Linked DNA regions of Homo sapiens: region 1 is linked to region 2. A link is an interaction called in ENCODE POLR2A ChIA-PET data of the cell type or tissue named here. Cell type or tissue: A673. All regions are shown on one strand. Links, peaks and the distances in the headings refer to the core of each region. The heading gives the core; the rest is flanking DNA.

The links. Peaks named below come from ENCODE experiments on the same cell type or tissue, not always from the same donor. Only the 100,000 strongest peaks of a DNase experiment are listed, where the experiment ranks them.
Region 1: POLR2A ChIA-PET joins it to region 2 with 6 read pairs; 1 of 35 experiments calls an interaction of 5 or more read pairs at or near these places.

What each region holds. Positions count from the first base shown.
Region 1 is chr1:59,690,460-59,694,459 of GRCh38, reverse strand. The region is part of intron 14 of FGGY (FGGY carbohydrate kinase domain containing); the gene reads right to left. Among named protein-coding and RNA genes, the nearest start is that of MIR4711, 41 kb to the left of the region's middle. In A673, for the core only: no CTCF peak of the experiment used is centred there; a DNase peak (open chromatin) is centred at 1,689.
Region 2 is chr1:58,151,713-58,160,082 of GRCh38, reverse strand. It overlaps a transcript of DAB1 not described here. Among named protein-coding and RNA genes, the nearest start is that of DAB1-AS1, 300 kb to the right of the region's middle. In A673, for the core only: CTCF peaks have their summits at 4,341 and 4,541 (motif pointing right); DNase peaks (open chromatin) are centred at 2,632 and 4,572; H3K27ac peaks cover 264 bases.

The DNA of each region.
Region 1 (4,000 bases), core at 1-4,000, 1.5 Mb before region 2:
CTATGTAGACAATGGAAACTTTGAGAAAACTGATAAGACATGTGAACCAGTCCACGAACTGACCAAAAGTATTTTGACATTGACTATGGAGGTCCTCACTTGTATCACATGGAGCTTTCAGTATTTTATTTATTTATTTATTTATTTATTTATTTATTTATTTATTTATTTAAGACGGAGTCTTGCTTTGTCGCCCAGGCTGGAGTGCAGTGGCGTGATCTCAACTCACTGCAAGCTCCTCCTCCCGGGTTCACGCCATTCTCCTGCCTCAGCCTCCCGAGTAGCTGGGACGACAGGCGCCCGCCACTGTGCCCAGCTAATTTTTTGTATTTTTAGTAGAGATGGGATTTCACCGTGGTCTCGATCTCCTGACCTTGTAATCCGCCCTCCTCAGCCTCCCAAAGTGCTGGGATTACAGGCGTGAGCCACCGCGCCCGGCCATTTACTTTTTTTGAGACAGGGTCTCACTCTGTTGCCCAGGCTGGAGTGCAGTGGCGTAACATTGGCTCACTGCAACTTCTGCCTCCCAGGTTCAAGCAATCCTCCCACCTCAGCCTCCCGAGTAGCTGAGACTATAGGCATACACCACCACATCCAGCTAATTTTTGTATTTTTTGTAGTGACAGGTTTTCACCATGTTGCCCAGGCTGGTCTCAAACTCCTAGGCTCAAGGGATTCACTGGCCTCAGCCTCTCAAAGTGCTGGGATTACAGGTGTGAGCCACCGAGCCTGGCCAGCTTTCCCAGTTCTGTGCACGTATATGACTTCAACTGCTCTTCCTCCTCCTCTTCCTTCCTCTTCTTCTCCTTCCTCTTCTCCTTCTCCACCACCACTACCATTACCACCAGCTTTCACAGTTCTATGCACGTATATGATTTCAATTGCTCTTTCTTCCTCCTCTTCTCCTTCCTCTTCTTCTTCTCCACCACCACTACCATTACCACCATTAATATGTATGACACGCTGCCTGTGCCAGGCACTGTTCTAAATGTTCTTCCTGTATTAACTTACTTAATCATCACAACGACCTTATGAGGGAGGTGCCAGTGCCACCTCCATTTTACAGAGGAGTAACTGAAGTGTAGAGAGGTTAATTAAGCCACAGGTTTGTAACATGGGTAGAACATTTTACAGATTTACACTAAGAAATTTTACTGATAGAAAACTGAGGCTGAGCATGTAAGTGATGCGTTCAGATGAAGCAGTCTGTAAGCAGCCATATCTGTCTGATGCCAATGCAAACTCTTTCTAGCACGTCAAGCTGTCTCTTGGTGTTAATATTTTGTATTTGTGAATTACTTTATAGTTTACTAAGCACTTCCACATCTTTTATTCCATTTAAACCTTCTGACGATGCTTACACAAATATTATCTATCTTTTAGATTGTGAAATTGAATTTCAGAGAGTTCCTACTACTGGTAGTAATAATGATGATAAAATTAATGATAACTATCTTCTACTTTTGATGAACTGACTTGCTCAAGGCAACAGAGCTCAGCACGGGCAGATGTGAGGCTCAGACTCAAGTCTTCTGATGCCAAGTCCAGAGTTTCTTCCACCCTTGAAAGATGGGTCTCTCCAATATGACCATAGCATGATTAGTCTAGCCGCGGGAGAGGAGAGAGGTTTACAGCATCAGCTTGGCATTCAGTTGGCGTGGCTTTTAAAGTGGCTCAACATCTGCCATCAATTAGACTTCCTGTTGCTATGGTGATAGTTTATTATTGCTAGGCTGATAAGACGGCCCATGCAAGAAGACTATCTTCCTCTTTTTCCCTCCCACTCTACAGCAAAGTTTCTCCCCCAACTTTTTTTTTTTTTTTTGTCCTCTCATCTAACATAGTGGACCATTTGCCATATGATAATGATATAGTAGTTCCCAAATTGGGAACCCTGTTGGACTCCTGATGATAATCCTTGGAGTTAATGAGAATTTTTTTTCCCTTTTGCTTAAAACAGAGGCTTTGTCACACCAACTTTGGTTCAATTCATCTCTGACACTTATTAGCTCTCCAATCATGAACAAGTTACATAATTATCTTCCCTGGACCTTATTTTTGCATTTGGAATAAGTGATAAGAAAGCCTAACGGGCAGAGTAATTTTGAGAATTTTATATAATAAATACAAAGATGTCAGCACCAAGCTTAGAATGTAGTGGGTAAACAAGAAATGACAGTAGTTGTGATATTTAACATAATAGCAATGATTATTTACAAAGAGGTGAAATGAGACAGAGATTTAGAGTTGGAAGTCCGGGTCATTTACTTCCATTCATGTATCAACAATTCTAATTTTTCCTTCCATTGAACCTGTTCTTTTCCTTTATAGCACTTAACCCAAGATACATTTATTTGTACTTATCTTTTTAACTGTCTCTTCCAGTCAACTGCAGAGGTGATCAGTATTAGGACTATAGTTATTTTTCTTATCGTTGTACCTTGGGGGTATTTGTTGAATGAATGAACACATATTTACCAAGCAGCTACTCTATGTCAGGCTCCTTGTTAGCCATTGGAGATACAAAAATCACTTGAGCAAGATTCTTACTCTTGAGGCATTTACATAAGGGGTCTGTGAAAATGACAAAAATAAAGTAAGTGAGGCCTTCATCTTTGAATCCAAAAGGGGTTTTTTACAAATCCAATGACATAAATGGAATTAAATCTTCAGTAATCTTCTAGCACAAAGGACGGATGTGGGGGTGTATGGATATCTTAAGGCTGTAAGTACCAAGAAGAATTCAAACTGGTAGTGTTAAGTCCCCAAAGTAATCAGACTTTCCCTTTGAAACATACAGTTAAAAAAAAAAAAAAAAGAAAAGAAAAAAAAAGAACAAAAAAGAAAGAGAAGGCTTTTCTGAGGGCCAGCTCGTTGACTCCTCCCAGAACAGTCTGATCCCCTCTGCTAGTGAAGCAAGAGGTCAGATCCCCAGACGGAAAATCAATCTCCAAGAGTGGCTGGATAGAATTTCTAATTCACCAGTGCCATGACACGCAGTCTGTTTTCAGCCAAGGAGAATGAGGCCCAGAGGCTTTAGCTTCCCCAATCCACTGTACATTATCAGGCTGAGCTGACACCCCTCCGTGCCTGGAACACACAATGTTTGACAGTAACACAGACAGGCACAGTGACCCCATGGTGAGGGCCCTCCAACCTGCTTTTCTCAAGGTAGGCTAGGCTATTTTGAAGTTACTTTATTATTGAATTATTAAGTATCATTATTAAACATTATAATATTTTCAGTTATTTCCTTTGGAAAGATCTAGTCCAGTGCTTATGTTCAGCAAAGACCCTCCAAGGCTGCCAGGCAGTGGGGAAAGAGGGTGTGATGGATAAGCCAGAGACACAGTTCACCTTCTGTTTTCTGTATTGGCCTCCCAAAGGTTCCACTGCTTTACATTTTTGAAAACCAGAATCTGATTCTTTCAGTTTAAAGATGAGGAAACTGTGGCCCAAAGAGGTAGACCTCTTGTTCCAGATCATCCACTGAGTTACTAGTAACAGAACAGACTCTAATGACTGGGGAGTCAGTCTTTGAAAAATTAGAGCAAGTGAGAACCGTTAAGCAGCAGTTTACAGTCACAGCTAATGTGCACAAGTAAAGTTGTTTCTGGAGACATAGGTCAGATTTTACCTGCTAGCGACTTTAAATCTAAGTCCATCCCCAGCAGTGCCACTGCTTTAAGTGGCTGGGTTTCTGTGTAACTAGTCACAGGTGGCTGCCTTCTTAGCCAGCTTCAGGAAGATTACAAAGTCTCTGTAAAACTTCACCTCCAGTCTGGTACAGCATACATGTATCCAGCACTGACTACTGGCTAAGGATCAGTAAGACTTGGACCCTTATATGGAAGCTCACACTTGAGTGAGATCAGCAAACATGGCAACATCTAAGGGCGGTGCAAGAGATGGGCACATGGGGGTAGGGCCGTGTAGAGGTGGGCCTCACCAAGATGAGTTTCCCAAAGGAGCTTTATAGAGATGGGTTTCAGTATTTACA
Region 2 (8,370 bases), core at 2,632-6,631:
CTGCAGGTGGCAATATAGCTTACTTTTGTTCATTTGTATTTGAAATGCCTTTTTCTCTTTGGAAGAACTCTTTAAGAAAAAAAAAAGGTATCTTCTTTTATTTCCTCCTTCAGGACTAGGGAATTTGTCTCTAGTAGATAGAAGGGAATTCTCTAAACAGATTGAAATATAGTGGAGCATGGAGACTTGCCTTCTCTCCTTAACTCTAACTTCACCAGCTGTGTTCATGGACAACTGACCTTGGTACCCTGAATCTTAGTGTCCTCAGCTGAGCAATGGGGATATGCATGCCTTTTCTGCTAAACTCACAGTGAGTTAACCTGTGTCTTGCTGGAAAGAATCAGGGTTCTAATAATCAACCTTTACATATAATGTCTTGCAGAAAGCATCAGCCGCCACGTACCTTGGGTGCAACCCAGTTCTCACTTCCTGCAGCTGCTGTCACAGATGGTGATGACCAATGAGAAGACTGATGATCCATAGGCTCTGTTACATTGCAGTAATGTTGAGTGTACAGCGTGGAGAGATTTTACATATGCATGCACTCATATAACCACCATATCAACATATAGAATAGCTCCAGCACCCAAGCAATTTCACTCATGTCCCTCTCAGTTTGTACTTCCAGAGACATCCACAATTCTGACCATCAATTTGTTTTGCCTGTTCTTGGGCCTCATATATAGGAATAACATAGTATGTTCTTTTTGCCTCTAGCTTCTTTCAGTCTGTGGAAATGGATAAACTCGATGGGATTCATTCTATGTTGAACCTGGATTGCAGTTCCTTCTTATCTGTTGACTTGAATGAGTCTTTAGAGGGAGCCAGACACTGTCCTACATGCTGTACATGTATTATCTCACTTAATTCTTAACACTAAGGTAGGGACTTTTCCTTTCATAAATAAGGCTCAGAGAAGTTAAGTAATTTGCCTCAAGTCACAGAGCTATTAAATGTTGAAGACAGAATTCTTGTTCAGTTTGGGTTCCAGAGCTTGAGCTCACTAGCAAGGGCAAGAGCTTGACATGCTTTCAGAATTAGACGAAATCAGATTTGTCTCCAGTTCTATTTTGAAGGTCATGTGATTATTGTGTGGTTATTCACAAAGGGGTCTCTATGGGAACTCGCCTTTCATTTGAATATTCTATCAGAATATTTCCTCTCCCCTGCTTAATCATTAGGGTTTCTCACCCGTGCGTGCTTGTGTGCATGTGTATGTGTGTAGATTCGACTCTCCTTGCCTTGCCTGTGCCTGCATTTGCTTTGGGATCCAGACCTGCATCTTTCTGGCTCTGCAGGAGGCTGCTTTCTCCAGGCCTTGCCTGAAAGATTAAGCTGCTTAACGATGTCTTCCTCCTCCTTCCGGGGTATGATCTTTGATGAAGGAATCAGACAGACCTCTGTCTGACTGTGTGGCTACTTTCCCATTCTCAGCTTGTGGGGGTTTCTAAGGAAACGCGAGCTGCAGTAGATTTTTCTCTCCAGTGTGTGTAGTCTGACTTGCTGTACTCCCACCTTCGAGTCTCACCTTCTTCCCCTGGTGATGGATGACCCCTTGTCTGGGGTGTGAGATTGGAGATAGAGCAGCCTTTGGTAGAGGGTGGGGGACCATCCTGGATGTGGACCGAGAGTTTTAGCTTTGAACAAGCCAGGACTGATACCTAGGCTCACAGGGGTTTTCCCAAAAACTCACCCCAACTTTTCTCTTTTGTAAAATCATCCTTTGAATTTATCTCTGCTCTGTATAGCTTTCCTTCTAAACACAGTATTCATGCCTTTCCCCCCTGGGCTCTGAACTAATCCATTACATTTGGATAAGACATAGACAATGGGTAAATGCCCCCTTGCAGGCTGGAGAATTAAATAGATAATCTGAGCTCTGTTTGGGTCTGTGGCTCAGTGCATAAGGTAATTTGTAAGAGGCTTTGGTCTTCCTTTCTCCATGCAAATGAAGAGAATAAGTAAAGGAAAAAAGGGAAGGTGGGTGAACCTTTTTGAATACTGGCATTAGAGTCACTAGGACAGGCAGAATATAGCTTTTCATTTAACCCCTTGTGGGCTGTTTTCCCTAAGTAACTTTCCTTAATCAGGAAAGATCAGCATTTGCAGTAATTGTGCAATTGATTCCTACCCAGTGCATTAAGTCCCATGTACTATAAATTTGTTCCTTGTTCATCACTGTGTTCCCAGTGCCCATAAGTGTTAGCTCATAATAGGCATTTAATAAATATTCTCAAATGTTTGTAGAGTTGTTCATTAGCAGTATAAAAATTATTTGGGTAGAGAATAGTTGCAATGAAGTAGAAGGATCATGGACTAAAAAGATGATACAGATCATCTCCCCTGGTGATTTCTAAGGCCCTGTCAGATTTGGTTCTGGATTCCAGCAACTCAGTGTTTACCTGGTCCAGATAATTAAGCTCTGAATCGATCACTGCCCTCCACCACAAGTCATTCTCTATGCCTAGAACACCCTCATTTTCAAGCTGTCTCCTTTTCTACAAAGCACTTAAACAAGGCATCGTGGTGCCTGTTCCCATGCCTCTTGGGACCAGCCACCCAAATCCAGTGACTGGAACTCAGTAAACTCACAGATGAGGAAGCCACAGATCTTCACAAAGAAGCCTGGGCCTGCTGTCAATTACCATTTCCTCACGCTGGCCTCAGCATGGCCTCTGAGAGCACAATGTACACAAAATTATAATGTTATCACACAGGCTGGTGCCCACAATGAGGGCAGCCGCTTAGGAAGGCACACACCAGGGGCAGGAAGGCACAAAGGCCATTCTGAGGCTACAGTCACATGTATTCATATTTTCAGCAGAGGGGGGCTGAAATACAATTTCAATGAAGATTGCATTATGGATTATTGCTTGAAAAAGCTTTGGCAAAGGACTAAGGAGAGTCTTTCTTTTCCAGAGGGGGCTTTTTCCTTCACAGGGGTTGAGGGAAATGGGAGGAAAGGGAAGGCTTTTGCTTCTATTTTCTGCAGGTGACGTGGGATGCTTTAGTGATAATGTGTGACAGCTTCCTAAGCAAATCACCATGTGACTCTGTGTATGTGTGTTTTATTTGAATAACTCAGATCCCGTTCGGTAGGCAGACCAGATGCTGTTACTACCATTTTACACATGTGGAGACTGAAACTCAAAGAAGATAAATGGCTGTGCTCTTGTAATTAGCTAGTACCATTATAAAGTTGAAATTCCTTCTCTTAGCTTGCAACCCCTTGTTGTTCTGATTCCTACTTATCACTTCAGTCTCCTTGTGCAGCATGATTTTCCTCTCAGTCTAAACTCCTTCCACAATCAACCTGTGGACCTTTGATACATTGTGTTCTTCCTTTCCTCCGCACTTTGCACATGTTGTTCCCTTCTGTGCAGCCTGCCTTCTCCTTCACCTACTTCTTCCCTGTCTTTCAGATCTTGCCTTACACAAAAAAGCTTCCTTGACCTCTCAGGACTAGGTACCCTGCCCTGTCTGTATGATACCATGCACCCAGAGTCCACTCTGTTCTTAGCACTTTGTACTGAAATTGTGCATTAACTCTTCTGTCTTTCTCACTGGACTGTGGTTCCTTGTGGAACAAAAAACACCCTGAATTGCTCCATTGAGTCTACAAGTGAGTGGAAATAGAGGGTGTAGGAGGAAAAAGTTAAGGGCTTAGCATGCCATAAGAAACTAGCTACACTTGAAACATGCCCAGGTTGGGAAGCGCTAAGATACACAGCAATGTCAGCCACCTCAAGGCAACTGAGAAGCTACTTTTTTTGCTACCTCTGAGGCATCTGGTTTCACTTCTCCACTTAAGGCACTGCTTAGGACCCAATCACTTCATCTCATTTGAGCCTCAATTTTCTCATTCAAAAATGGAGAAGCAAGTGCTAGATAAAGTGAGATAAGAGTGGGAAAGTATATTGTAAGGCATAAATAGCACTAAATAAATCTTTGTTAGTATTATGCAAAAATCTCCAAAACACTGTTGATGAGTGAAATAGTGTTGTGATCTCATTTGTGTAAAAAATAATTATGAAACAAAAAGACTTGCACTTTTAACAAAGTCAGAAAACCAGACTTCAGAAAGTACTCTCTTCCTCATAAGACAACAGACAGGCAGAAAGCAAAATGCCACATTCATGAACAGAAGAGATTTCACTATTGGGAGGCATTGTATTCATTCTCAAATTGAAGAATTTTAAATACCACCAGGAGTGTTAGTTTGGAAGCAGTATTGCTTGGAAATCTTTCATCATGAAGTCATTTATTGAATACGTGCCTGCTAAATTTCACTCTCTGCTCATCACCTGCAACGTGCCAGGCATTGCTTCACGCACTCCTGGCTACTGAGTCTTTCTCTCAAATGCCATTCCTGTATCTACGGTCATGTCATTGCTTGCTCTGATAGCCGGACCTGCAATGTTTGTGCCGGTTACTAAGTTATTGGCACTTAGCTACAACCCTATCCTTTTGTTCTTAACTTTGTGATGAAATTTTTATTTCTGTTTTGTCCACTGGCTCCCTCTTAGGCTCTGCCAATAGGGGGTGCTAGAGGGAGACTCCAAGGCTGGATGGGGCCAGGCAGGACTTGCTCCTGGTTTGCTTCCCGTTTTTCACAGTGTTAACTTAGAATAGGTTTCTCCACTTTGGCACTTTGGACTGAGTCATTCTTTGTTGGGGGATGGGGTCTCGTGTGTTATAGGATGTTCAGCAGCACCCTGTCCTAAATTGTAGTACCAATCCCCTAATTGTGACAATTAAGACTGTCTTCAGACATTGCCAGATGTTCCCTGGAGGGCAAAATCACCCCTGGTTTAGAACCACTGACCTAGAGTCTAGGTATAGACATACTTCTTCACTTTGGCAGCTGCAATTCCTTCCCTTGGCAGCAGCTGAATCCAGGCTGCATTTTTCCAACACCTGCAGACAGCTTTGTCACACCTCAGTTAGGTAACATTAGTACCAGCTGACATCCTCAGAGGTCTGGGCCGGCCCTGAGGCCCTCTTCTGAGCTGAGACACCAGCCCTTGGCTGAGTAGTGCCCTTTTTTGGAGATCTGATTTTAACACCACCACCTGCCAATGGGTTTTCTCCTCTAAGTCTCTAGGTTTCTTCCCTTGTCCTTTCCTTATAGGGGTAGTAGCTGCTTCTTGCAATTGCTACTTTCATGATGCCTTAGAATTCCTTTTAATCTCTCAGTTACTTAGCTAATAATTTTATACCTTAACACTTTTGTCCATTGAAATCTCTATTCCAAAGTAACTGGGATATTTTCTCTGGCATCTGACTGATACAGTGTTCTTTTTCCCCACCAACGCTTTCCTTCTCTCTCCTCTCCTTCCATTCCCTTTTCTTCTTCTCTACCTGGCAAACTCCTACTCTCTTTCAGAGCTCTGACAATTACTCCCCTTTTCTGGAGCATTCTGGACTCTACTAGGCAGAGCCAGTCACCCTCCTTTAGTCTCCTGGTACTTGGTACAGGTGCTTCTTACCTGTGGCAGAGCCCTGTATATATATATCTCTGTTTTTCCTGCCAGGTTGTAAAGTCTTGAGAGCAGAAACCACACCACATTCCTTTCTGTATTCCTAGCACATTGCTAATGAATGAATGAATGAATGAATGAATGAATGAAGAACTGCATGACACAGGACTCCTGTCTGTTTCAAGCCTGGTGATCTGGTGGTGCATTTTTCTGCTCCTCACATTCTGCCTAGATTGTAGTCTCAGTGAGGGTCGGGATGGACTCTACTGTACTCCCTTCAGTGGCTGACCCAACACCATGACAGCCATTGTGTTGGGTTTTTCTAACGAGTCTTTTTTGCTCAATAGATATTAAGCTCCTCCAGATAGGGGTTTTTGGGTACAAAGGAGTTTCTTACTGAATATGTGTTGAATGACTTGCTGAAGGTAACCAAAGGAGGTTTCAAAGGAAAGCCCTTGAAGGATAGGGAGCGTTTTTTAAAATGAAGGCTTCATCCTTGGTGATGGATCAGGGATAACATGAGGAAACACAAATAAGTTGTTTAGGGAATCGCTGACTATTTGAGTCTGGTAGAAGGCAGGGCACATAGGAAATTTGAAAGATGAGGCTGCCAAGGTAGATAGGATATAGATTTTGGACACCCTGAAGAAGAAGGATAAACACAAGGTACAGTAGTTTTGGGGGGAGTCCTGGTGTAAGAGAGTGTTATTACCAGGCTTCACTTCTTGGGATAGGCCCTCAGCACACTAGATGAGAAACTGGGTGGAGGCCATTCAGGAGAAGCTGTGTGCTGTCAAACATGACAGGACGGGTTAACACAGAGAACAAGGCTCCCACAGTCCTGGCAACTCTATTCTGTAAGAAGCAGATTCTTTTTGTGGAGGAAGATGAATACTCCATCCTATAGACAATGGAGACCAAAAGGAGGTGAGAAAAGGAAAGAATAGAAATGTAACAATCACCCCACATTACAGCTCTAGGTTGAATGGTTCAGCTTCAGCTTTTTTTGGTCTAATTATCACAGAGTTTTTCACATTTTGATGTATTTCATAAGATATGAAAGACAATAATAAAACAGTGTCTATATTAGCTTTCAAGCAGACTTGTGTGGCAGGGCCAACAGCAGTTTGTAGAATTCAGCTGGGATCTATTTCAGGAGGGAGTAAGAATCCATTATAATTCTTAAAAGAAAGAAAACAACAGCAGCCTGGGTATGACCTGCTCATCATGATCTGTGCAATGTGGATAATGATATCAGCTTTCCTTTGTGTTCCAGGGCTTTTTGGAAAATCAAATAAGATGAAAGATGTGGAAGTACTTTGTAAATCAGTAAGTGCCTATAAAATCCATCCAGTCATTCAGCAAACACGCTAAAGTTGTCCTGTATGACAGAAATATTATCAGGCACTCGGGGGTAAAGGCATGAATGAGACATGGTCTCTGTCTTTCGAATCTCTAGATGGACAGGTAGGGTTTGACAAAGATACTTGCCATGCCATAAAAGAAGTTTCACACATTTTATAAGAAATTGTCACTAATATTGCACTTAGTAAGATGAGCTTGGTTGCTAGTGGCTGCCAATTTTTTTGTTTTCTTTCTAGAAGAGTACTCAGAAGCAATGTCATGTGGTCCAGATTTGGAGCTTTGAAGACAAAGGATAAAGTTTCAAGTTCATTCTCTGTCATTTAATAACTGTGTGATTTGGACCGGCCACTTGTTTCGTCACCTGTACATAACTCTTTCTATCTAACTCAGAAGGTTACTGAGATAACTATATTGGCTAATAGATGTTGAAGTGCTTTTAAAACTGGAACTTACTACTCGTATGTTGTGAATGATTGGTTGAGAATAATAGAAAAAACTGGTAATATTTTCTTTCATGGTCATTGCTGTGAATGGCTCTTTAATTAAGGATAAGAAAACTGGCACTAAATGTGTAGTAAGGAAATAGTATATGTCTGATGTTGCAATAGGGATTAGCATGATAGAGCTCGTGTAATCCTAATGATAACCTTGTGTGACAGGCATCATTCTCCCCATTTTGCAGAGAAGACTGAGAGGCAGAGATTTGCATGCATGTTCCTAAGGTGCACAGGTAGTACTTTGAAGGGTGAGGAGCTGCCCAGGAGGAAGGCTTGTGCCTGATGTGCCAATGGGCAATGTCATTCTTCAAACTTCCCTTTACCCCTTCCTTTACTGCTTCCGATGGCTTTGTTTTGGGATACAGATTCACTGTGGCATTTCTCTTTACCTTCTCTCTGATAAGGCAGTGGTAGAGTGGAGTAGGGATCTTATTAGGCAAATACTTGCCCAAGAATCAGCCCTTCATATACATGGACAAGCATCCAGGGATAATGAAATTCCAGCTTGTAGAATGGGGGGTATAGTATGTCCCTGTGTGAGCTTATGAGAATTTCCCTTTCCGTGTGTATCCTCTTCAGGACATCACTGAGTAACATGGAAGTGAGTCGAAAAAATACTAATTTTACCATATATTTGCCTGATGTATCTGATCTTCTTTCGCCACCCCACCTCAAGACCCTTTAATATTTTTACTCATTTTCACCCTGGAATCAACCTTGTTCCTGATTTCTGTGCTTTTTCGTATCTTGTTCTCTCTGCCTGGGATATTCTTCTGTTACTTAAATCTCTGATAAAGACCTACTTGTTCTTCAGAACCTGGCTCAAGAAGTTCCTTCCCCACAGAGTTGGTTGTTTTCTTCTTTGCTTCAACCGTTCTTCCAATGGATAGACTTTTACCACTTATCCAGCTATATCAAAATGTGTATTTACTTGTCTTTCTTCCTTACTGGAATTAACTCTCCAGGGAAAGGGGCTGCAAATTATTTCCTTCTTTATCTTCAGTATCTAGCAGGTACATTGCACATAG